2 separate regions of the Homo sapiens genome follow, and region 1 is linked to region 2. The links are chromatin contacts, found by Hi-C in ENCODE. All regions are on one chromosome and are shown on one strand. The core of a region is the stretch at or near the end of the contact, and the rest is flanking DNA. Distances in the headings are between cores, read along the strand shown.

Region 1 (4,856 bases), core at 1-2,500, 2.4 Mb before region 2:
TTTAAACAAGCATCCAGTTGACCCTGGTGCAAGTGGTCCAGCAACATCATTTAAAAAGCACTGGTCTAATGAGTAAAGAAAAACACCTTTGACCTTGAGTAATCACTCAACCTCTTGGGGCATTAATCCCCTCCACACAAGGGATAGTATCTGTTTTCCTTACCTCAAAGGTGAGATTATAATTAACCTTATAGGCAAACCTAGTTATCTGCAATAACTGTGATTCTAAAATCGTTGATCTTGAGTTCCCTACGTCAAGAGATTTCAACATTTCCTTCCACCTCCACTATAAACCAATTTTTCCTAAACCTCTAAATTTTAGAATTATTGCTGCTCCTTCTCTTTCCCCGCTAAGACTTTTTCACTGCGGCAATAATTAGTCTGGAGTTCTTGTCTAGTAATACCATCCGGTGAGACTAGAGCTCAGATAACCTTTTCAGAAACCCTAGCCCTGAGATGAGGCCTGCAAATATTTGATCCAACCAGGTCTTGAATAAAGAGATAGCCGACTATCAAACCATAATGAGGATACGTGAGGGAAGAATACGTCACGTCATAATACTGTACTTTAAACACCATATCGGCTAACGAAAGGCTTTAGGCCCACGGCTGAGAGAAAAGTATCAGTTCCCAAGTTCTAGGCGGAAGAGGCCCAAGAGACACCACTTTCTCGCTTTCAGACGTGTCTACATAAGACCACAAAAGAAACCGAGGCAAAAACATCCAGAAACAGGCTCCAGTTGTCTCAAAAGAGAGTACATATGAAACGAGACAAGGATCAGAAAAGTAAAGCTAAACCCAGTGTACGGACTCCCCCATTCTTCCTTCTCCCCCTCTCTCTTCACAGACTGAGGTACCTTGGGCGGCCGAATTTTGCAGATGCCGGTTTTCTCCGCCAAAGGCCGGATGCGGCCGATAAAGCTGAGCGGATCTGTGAACTCCTCCCAACTCGGCTCAAAGACGGGGCACTCTGGCGGTGGCACGAACTCCGCCGCGTAGCCCCCCGGCCCCACGCCCGCCATTGCAACGGCCGGGGGGGGGGGGGGGTCCCCGTGGGGAACCGGTGGAGAAAAGCTGGCTGAAGCCCACTAAGCCCGTTCAAGTCCCCTGACAGAGGCCGAAGCGCATCTTCGCGGACAAGAACCGTTCAACACAGAAACCCCAGAATCGCTTCCTCCTCCCGTTTGTTATTGTTTCTTGCAAGGCTTTTCCACTGAGGTTCAGGACTTTTCCGGAAGTTACCGTGCTGTCAAATCCCTCCGCCCCCTGCAGGAAACGGAATCCTTCCGCAGCTGCACGACGCCTGTGTGTCTGGCCTTTCCTTCTTCTTCTCTTCCCCGGCAGCACAGTGTGGCTGTTTGTCTCCTTGCCCGCCAAAGTTCTGCCCAGTCCAACGACTCCACGCAGCTCGCCCTTGGTAAGGGGTCGGGGAGGGGCACAAGCTCTTCTTTACTAGAGGTACGGATTGAGGGAAGCCGACGGGGCGAGGCGGGGCGAGGCGCAACGAGGCGGGGCGAGGCGCGACGCGACGTGACGCTTTCTTCCGGCGCGGAGGAATGTGTAATGCCCCAGAGGGCAGAGGTTGTGCTTCCGGTGAGGAGGGTCCCTTTCCCTTTTGTGTATCAGTGCACTCGAAAACACGCCGGGCTTAATCTTAAGCACCGCGCCTCACCGCCCGTGCTTCGTAATTTGTTTTAACCTACCCTGCTGCGTTTATAGCAAGTAGCCTTTCCAGCATTTCTCTTTTTTTAGCCCTTTGAATGCAGATATTTTACAGTAATCTCACTCTGCCACTTTATACCCGCCTCTTCTCCATCAAAACAAGTGCAGGTCTAACCCATCCCCTAAATCCTGCCAGCTGGCTTTAGCCACCATCCATGAATTGCTTTTCCTTTTACACAGGACGCAGCAGCTCTCCTGAATTACCAGCCAGTATCGTCTAGCTACCTGCAGGACATCTCACTTTGATAACTCAAAGTACTTTAATTGTTCACTGTTTCTTCAGTGTTCCTGGTTTCCATTAATGACTTCATCTATTCAGTTGCCTGAGCAAAAAAAAAAAAAAAAAAAAAAAATCAAGAAATAATCCTAATTCTTTCTGCTCTCACTTCCCATGTATAATCGTGTGTCTCTCCATCCCCGTTACCAGTATCCTAATTTAAATACTCTTACTGACAACAGCTGATTTCTCCTCTCAAATCCCTCTCCATCCACACGTTGGATTGCTTTGTCTAAAATCCAGAATTCATCTTGTCACTTTTCATCTCCAAACTCAACAACTCCAAACATCTTTTTTAATTGCTGATTTGCTGCTTTGCTCTCCAGCTTCATCTCTCCTGCTTCTCCATATGATCTACAGAAGTTTTTGTGGTGACTTTAGTACACCATGATTTTTCTCACCTCTGAGTAACAAATCAGGGGACTTTGAATAACGCAGATTGCCCTCCATAATGTGAGTAGGCCTTATCCAATCAACTGAAGGCCTGAATAGAACAAAAGACTGACCTTCCATGAGCAAGAAGGAATTTTGCCAGTAGATGGCTCTCAGACTTGAACTGTAGCATCACCTTTTCCCTGGCCTCCAGCCTGCCAACCCACCCTGCAGATTTTGGACTTGGAAGCTCTATAATCAAGTGAGTCAAGTCCTTAAAATAAATATCTTTATAAACACACACACACACACACACACACATCTTATTGGTTCTGTTTCTCTGGAGAACCGTGAATACATCTAGGGTTGGAGGGTTCAAGATGGCCTCACTTACGTGTCTGGCAGTTGGTGCTGGCTATTGGCTGGGAAGTCTTAGTTCTCCACATGGCTTCTCATCTTCTGGTAGATGGAGCTTTTCCACTGCATGGTGGTCTTAGCATTCTAAGAAGATGAGAGTGGAAGCAAAGACCTAAAGCCTAGACTCCAAAATGTACAAGATCACTCCATCATATTCTGTTGGTCAAAGCAAGTCATAAGACCATCCCAGATTCAAGAAGTGGGAAAATTCCAATTTTTTATGAGAAGAGTGACAATGTCACATTACAAAGGGGTGTAGACACAGGACGCTGTGATTCATAATAATTCCATACAATTATTATAATGATTTATGTCCAGGTGCAGTGGCTCACGCCTGTAATCCCAGCACTTTTTGAGGCCAAGGCGGGCAGATCACCTGAGGTCAGGAGTTTGAGACCAGCCTGGCCAACATGGTGAAATCCTGTCTCTATTAAAAATGTACAACAATTAGCCCAGGCGTGGTGGCAGGCGCCTGTAATCCCAGCTATCCAGGAGGCTGAGGCAGGAGAATTGCTTGAACCCAGGAGGTGGAAGTTGTAGTAAGCCGAGATCGTGCCACTGTACTCCAGCCTAGGCAAGAAGAGTGAGACTCTGTCTCCAAAAAAAAAAAAATTTACAACAAAGTCTTTGATTTTTACCACTTAAATCTGGAAAACTATATTATTCGGAAAAAGAAATAATGGAATTCCGAATAAAACAAGCCACTGATAATTCATTTTATTAAACATTCAATTAAATGTAATGGTTTTGCTTTCAAATTAACAGAGCGTGAGAACCTGATAGAACCTCAGTATAAGCACAAATCCTTAAAAGCTTTGATTGGTCCTATTTATTTCCTGTTATTTTCTTCAGATTATACTTACCTATTTTATTTTAAACTGTCTCTCTAGTAGAATAGAAAATGTATAATGATTCTCAATCATTTTTATTTGCCACAGTACTTCTGAGAAATCTGTAGTGGTTGCTTACAACAGCAGGAAGTCTGTAAGAGAAGACAGTGAATAGAAGGGCAGCAAATATTAACATCTCTGGTGCGAACAGAAGAAACTTCTGTAGTTACAACCACCTCACATTCTGATGCTTCCCTCAGGGGGGGCACATGAACCCCACTCCCACCTCTCATGCTTACCCCTTTGAAAATCACTGTTGTAAAAATCCAAATTGTGTTTCATCAGCTTCTATGAGGGCATTCTGCACACACAATGTTAAACTGAGTCAATAGTATTTGGGTTTCTGGTCAGAACAGTGGAGTATAACTGTAGTTTAAAAGGATCATTTGCATTACTTAAACAATCCTTGACAGTAACTTTTCAGAAAAAAAAAAATTAGAGTATTATTTATCTGAAATTTATTATCCTGAGTGTTAAAATAGACTAAAATGAATACTTAGATCTGATAATCATTTGGCTAGACCGTGGTCCCTGGATTTTTAAAAAATGCAATAAAACCTCACAAAATCAGATTAATTAGGGTTAGTTTCAGAGAGGGAAAAGTCAAAATTACTGAATTCTTAAACAAATGTCATTTTAATTCAAGAATAATTTCCACCAGTGATTCTCAAACTGTTTTGGTGTCAGGACGCCTTTACTCTTAAAAATTATTGAGGCCAGGCACGGTGGCTCATACCTGTAATCCCAGCACTTTGGGAGGCCGAGGCGGGCAGATCACTTGAGGTTAGGAGTTCGAGACCAGCCTGGCCAACATGGAGAAACCGCATCTCTACTAAAAAATACAAAACTTAGCCGGGCGTAGTGGTGGGCACCTGTAATCCCAGCTACTTAGGAGGCTGAGGCAGGAGAATCGCTTGAACCTGGGTGGCGGAGGTTGCAGTGAGCCAAGATGGTGCCACTGTACTCCAGCCTGGGCAACAGAGTAAGACTCTGTCTCACAAAAAAAAAAATTATTGAGAACCCCCAAAGTTCTTGTTTATATGCATAATACATATTGATGTTTACTATATTAGAAATTAAACCTAAGATGTTTAAAATATTTTATTCATTTCAATATAAAACTTTTATATTTAAATACATTTTAAAAATAATAACTATATTTTCCAAAACAAAAAAAT
Region 2 (4,521 bases), core at 160-2,659:
AAAAGCTTTCAATTTAGTTTGATGAGACTAATGGCGTCCAATCGCACAGTGCCGGGCACATAACGGGAAGTCCAAAAATACAGTTATTATTGGAATAAAAATTCAGGCTGGGCGCAGTGGCTCACGCCTGTAATCCGAGAACTTTGGGAGGCCGAGGCGGGCGGATCATTTGAGACCAGATGTTCGAGACCAGCCTGGGCAACATGGCGAAACCCCGTCTCTACTAAAAATACAAAAATTAGTCGGCGTGGTGGCGGACGCCTGTAGTCCCGGCTACAGAGAGCCAAGATCGCACCACCGCACTGCAGCCTGGGCGACAGAGCAAGACCCTGTCTCAAAAAAAAAAAAAAAAGAAAAAAAAATCAGCCAAGACTTGGAAAAAGAAATTTAAAAAAGGAAAATTCATGCAGCCAGTAACTATTGGGACATCACTCACCAGGCACTATGCTAAACTGGGGTTAGGTGCTGAGCAAAACCAGGCCCCTCTCTAGATGGCTCTCTAGGTCCCACGACCATAGCTTAGGTGACACCGGCACCTGCGCGCTCCACAGCCTGTCGAAAAACACTCGGGAAGCAAACATTGAGAAGAAAATACTCCTTCTGTGGGCCTTTAGGAAAACCGAGTGACTTTTTTCGTGAGGGGAACCCATCTTTGTAAGCATTCGCGGAAACGGCAGTTTTATTACCGCCGGGAAGGGTCCCCTGAGTGTGTGCCCCATCTGAGTTCCGAGCTGGGCGGGCCATGCCTTGCCAACCCCGCTGCTCGCAGCATCTGCAGGCGCTGAGCGAGGCATCGCTGCCTGGCCGGGGCTTCTCGGATCTGGGGAAATCGAGGTCGCTTTCCCCGGCTCTCTGCAGCGGGGCAGCGCTGTCCACTCACTCCCCGCTCCCCGCGCACGCCCTTGCCCTCTTTCCCCCAAGTAGGGAAGGGTCTACGCGGGTCATAGCAGAGAGGCCACGCCGCCCGTGGTGACGGCCGGTCCCGGGGAGGGGGCGCCGCCACTGCCATCCCGCAGCCTGCGCTCCCCACACCCCGCCGCAGGCGCAGCGGACTGGTGGAGTGATGTCGGGAGATCGATCGAGAAGAATCTGGAAGAATCCGGTTAGACAGGGAAGCGGGCGGGGATGGGAGGGAGGGAGGAAGGGCCAAGGGAGGCCGCCGGGGAGATCCCGAGTCCGAGGGTCCCAGGAGAAGGGGGAGGGGGCAGGCAGCCAGAAGGAGGCAAGAACCAAAAAAAAAAAAAGAAAAAAAAATTCCGAAGCGCCCGCAGCACTGAGCCCGAACCGGCTCAGTCCCGCCGTCTCTAGAAAGTTCTGCACCCCGCCCCCTCTGTCTGCGCTCCCGCTCCTCCCAGCCCCTCCCTCGCGGCGGGGCGGGACCAATCGCTCCCCGAGCCGCTCCTGACCCACCTACCCCAGCTCTCGCGCCGCGTGCAGAGGTGCTCAAGCCTCCTCGCGGTCCGCAGTCAGTGCCGCCGCGCCCGGCCTCCCGCACGCCCCGCAGGTAGCGCCCCCGCCCGCGGCCCAGAGTGCGCTCGCGCCGGCACCAGCTCCCGGATAAACGGCGCGCCGCGCGGAGATGACAGCCGAGGAGATGAAGGCGACCGAGAGCGGGGCGCAGTCGGCGCCGCTGCCCATGGAGGGAGTGGACATCAGCCCCAAACAGGACGAAGGCGTGCTGAAGGTGAGGGGCGGCGGGGCCTGCGGAGGCGTCGGAACCCGGGGCCCCGCGGGCCGCCCTTCCGCCGCGCCCGGAGCCCGCGGCCGGGCACGGGTCGAGGCGGCCGCCTTTGCAGCCTCGCGGCCGTCCCGCCGGGGGCCGGTGGCATCGCCGTCCCGGACCGGGCTGCGTCGTTTAAGGCACCGAGGCCGGCCATGCGCTCGGCAGGGGGGCGGCCTAGGTGCGCGGGCCGAGGCCCCAGGCTCCCCAGCCGGCAGCGCCCGGGCCCGGGCAGGGGGTCGGGATTGCAGTGCCCACCCCGGCGCGCGCGGGGCGGCGGAGAGGGGCGGGGCGAGGCGACCGCCGCGGGCACCCGAGCCGCAGCCCGGGGCCAGGCCGGGCCTCCCACGCCACGCCGCCCCCGACCTCGCGGCCCCAGCGGAGCTGCCAGCCGCGGGCCGCCTCGTTGGTGGCGGTGCCAGGGCTCGCCCACCCGGGCGGTGGAACACGGGCCAGGACGGGGAGCGACTCCCCACAGTGCTTTCCTGGCCCTTCGGCCTTTGTGCGACGCAGGCGCGACAGGGTTCCGGCGCCCTCCCGGGGTCCCCTGCCGACGCCGGGACCCAGCGAGGTCCCCACTCGCCGCGCGGCGCCCCCTCCCTCGGCCCCGGGGAGGCCGGGCGCGGGGCATGCCGGGAGCTGTAGTCCCCTCCCCCCTCCGCCGCCTCCCGGAGCCAGGGCTGCGGGGTGTGGGGCGGGGAGGAGGCGCTCTGCTGTGGAGCCTGCCGCCGAGTGACCGCTCGACTACAAATAGCCTGGGGAGCTGCGGGGAGGGCATCTTGACCTGGGCCAGGACAACCTGCCTTGGGTCGGAGCAGGTTCCAGGGAGAATCAGAGATGGTGAATTCCCAGCCTGCGTCTTATGCCTTCTCCCCATCCGCTGCTGCGTCCTCATCCTGGCTTCCCACCGCTGAGCTCCGCGTGTGCGGCACCCACCTCAGGGGGCCTTTACCTGGTCCAGAAGTGCATCTGTCTTTGCACCAGATTATTGGGGACCTCAAGCGTCTGCTCCAGCGGCTCTCCTGTGGCATGTGACTTCCCCTTCTCGCTCCAGCGTCCTGCCGTTTTCTACGAGATTGTTATTCCAGGAAAGCTCATTTCCCCTTTGATCCATCATTCCTTCCCTTTTACCTTTCTACTCCTCAAAGCCCCTGTCTATTCTTCGTGGAAGCTTTCCCTTGGAGGGTAACCACACACCTACCAGGTGGCGCTAAAGAAGCCTTTACGTTTCTGGGAAATACTCCAGCCCTGGACTAACTACCAGAGGAATACTCAGCTCCCAAGTCAGAGTTTAAGGTCCCATGGAGAGCCTCCGGGTTCACCTATAACCTGGTTTCTTCCTTACCTGTTTTGAACTGTTTCTATTCTCTTCACTCATACTCCTCTCGCTCTCCTGTCTCCAAACCAGACCTTAGTCTGACGACCACTGGCATGAAGGAAGAAGGAGGAAGTGTGGCATAAATACTTCCCCCTTTGCCGATTATAATAATAATCTATTATTCAACCTTTTACTGGTCTAATCTTCCAACAACTGTAGGAGATAGGGATTATCATCACTGCTTTACAAATAAAGTGTGGAGAATTTTAAAAACTTACCATACAGCGGAAACTTGAACTCAGATCTCTCAGCCTTTTGTCTCCTTTTTCAAACCAAGTCTTGCTGCACCTCAAGAAAGACAAGAAGGTTAGTTGACTCATAAGCCAAGCTGCTAGTAACTGAATCTGGAGGGACAAGTAGGCAGAGGAGGATGAACACAGAGAAGTCCCTTTATGTTCCCTCTGGAGGCTTGCAGGCAGTGCTGGTGCCCCTTTCTGCCCCAAACCCTGGGGTACTCACTTTCTCCCCCTTCCTCCCAGGTCATCAAGAGAGAGGGCACAGGTACAGAGATGCCCATGATTGGGGACCGAGTCTTTGTCCACTACACTGGCTGGCTATTAGATGGCACAAAGTTTGACTCCAGTCTGGATCGCAAGGACAAATTCTCCTTTGACCTGGGAAAAGGTAGGCGTGGTCAGTGGGCTGGTAGGATAGGTTCGAGGTGGACACAAGCTGTCACAAGCAGAAACCATTTTCTCAGGACCAAGCTCAGGGAGGAATGGTTTATCACAGTCTGTTAACTCTTTCGGTCACTCTTTTTTTTTTTTTTCTACCGTTCTGTAACTATATTGATCTCTGTCTCCCCTTCTCCTCATCACCTCCCAACACCTTACTCCCCCTTCAAAGGTGGACTGTCTTGCATCTTAAACTCTTTTGTTCAGGGTCACGTGATCTTTTACAGTTCTTAGACCTGGTAGCACTTAATACAACCAGGTACCTCACCTTCTGGTCCCATTTCTAAAGGATGTCCAGCTTCCCCATGAGTGTGGTGCAGTAACTCTTCAGGAGCACTGTTTGAGCCCAGAATCAGAACCCTGCTAAGGCGGTCCTGTTTGCTTCTGTACCTGCAGGGGAGGTCATCAAGGCTTGGGACATTGCCATAGCCACCATGAAGGTGGGGGAGGTGTGCCACATCACCTGCAAACCAGAATATGCCTACGGTTCAGCAGGCAGTCCTCCAAAGATTCCCCCCAATGCCACGCTTGTATTTGAGGTGAGTGTTTGGTCACTGAGATCCAGGCTAAGAGCCAGGCCTTATCTCAGCCCAATGCCTGGCTGCCCTCCAGCCCTTCCTGCTTCTTGGAGACAATGTAGCCAAGGCTGAGGGTCTGGCCTTATGGGAGGAGAAATGCAGAGGGCTCTGCTGCTGCTAGTAATGGAAGTAATAGAAGCTTCGGGTGGGAAGAGGCAGGCACAAGCCCCT

The links. A loop is a pair of places that touch in the nucleus more often than their neighbours do. Pooled maps may share reads with other maps.
Region 1: a pooled map shows a loop between it and region 2 (7-fold over the local background). The contact joins the promoter of KDM5A here to the promoter of FKBP4 in region 2. A Hi-C loop is called at or near these places in 6 of 50 pooled maps.

What each region holds. Positions count from the first base shown.
Region 1 is chr12:388,070-392,925 of GRCh38, forward strand. KDM5A (lysine demethylase 5A) reads right to left here and starts at 1,251. Exons shown (of 28, transcript NM_001042603.3): 1 at 858-1,251. The coding sequence starts at 1,022. LOC105369594 (a long non-coding RNA gene) reads right to left here. Exons shown (of 4, transcript XR_007063149.1): 3 at 3,652-3,770; 4 at 1,964-2,872. It also overlaps a transcript of CCDC77 not described here. RefSeq lists an enhancer at 1,414-1,708.
Region 2 is chr12:2,793,561-2,798,081 of GRCh38, forward strand. It overlaps FKBP4 (FKBP prolyl isomerase 4), which reads left to right and starts at 1,410. Exons shown (of 10, transcript NM_002014.4): 1 at 1,410-1,684; 2 at 3,578-3,722; 3 at 4,169-4,311. The coding sequence starts at 1,580. It overlaps ITFG2-AS1 (ITFG2 antisense RNA 1), which reads right to left. Exons shown (of 4, transcript NR_146317.1): 2 at 3,317-3,386. RefSeq lists enhancers at 289-834, 835-1,379, 2,873-4,072 and silencers at 1,229-1,608, 1,639-1,698, 2,049-2,458.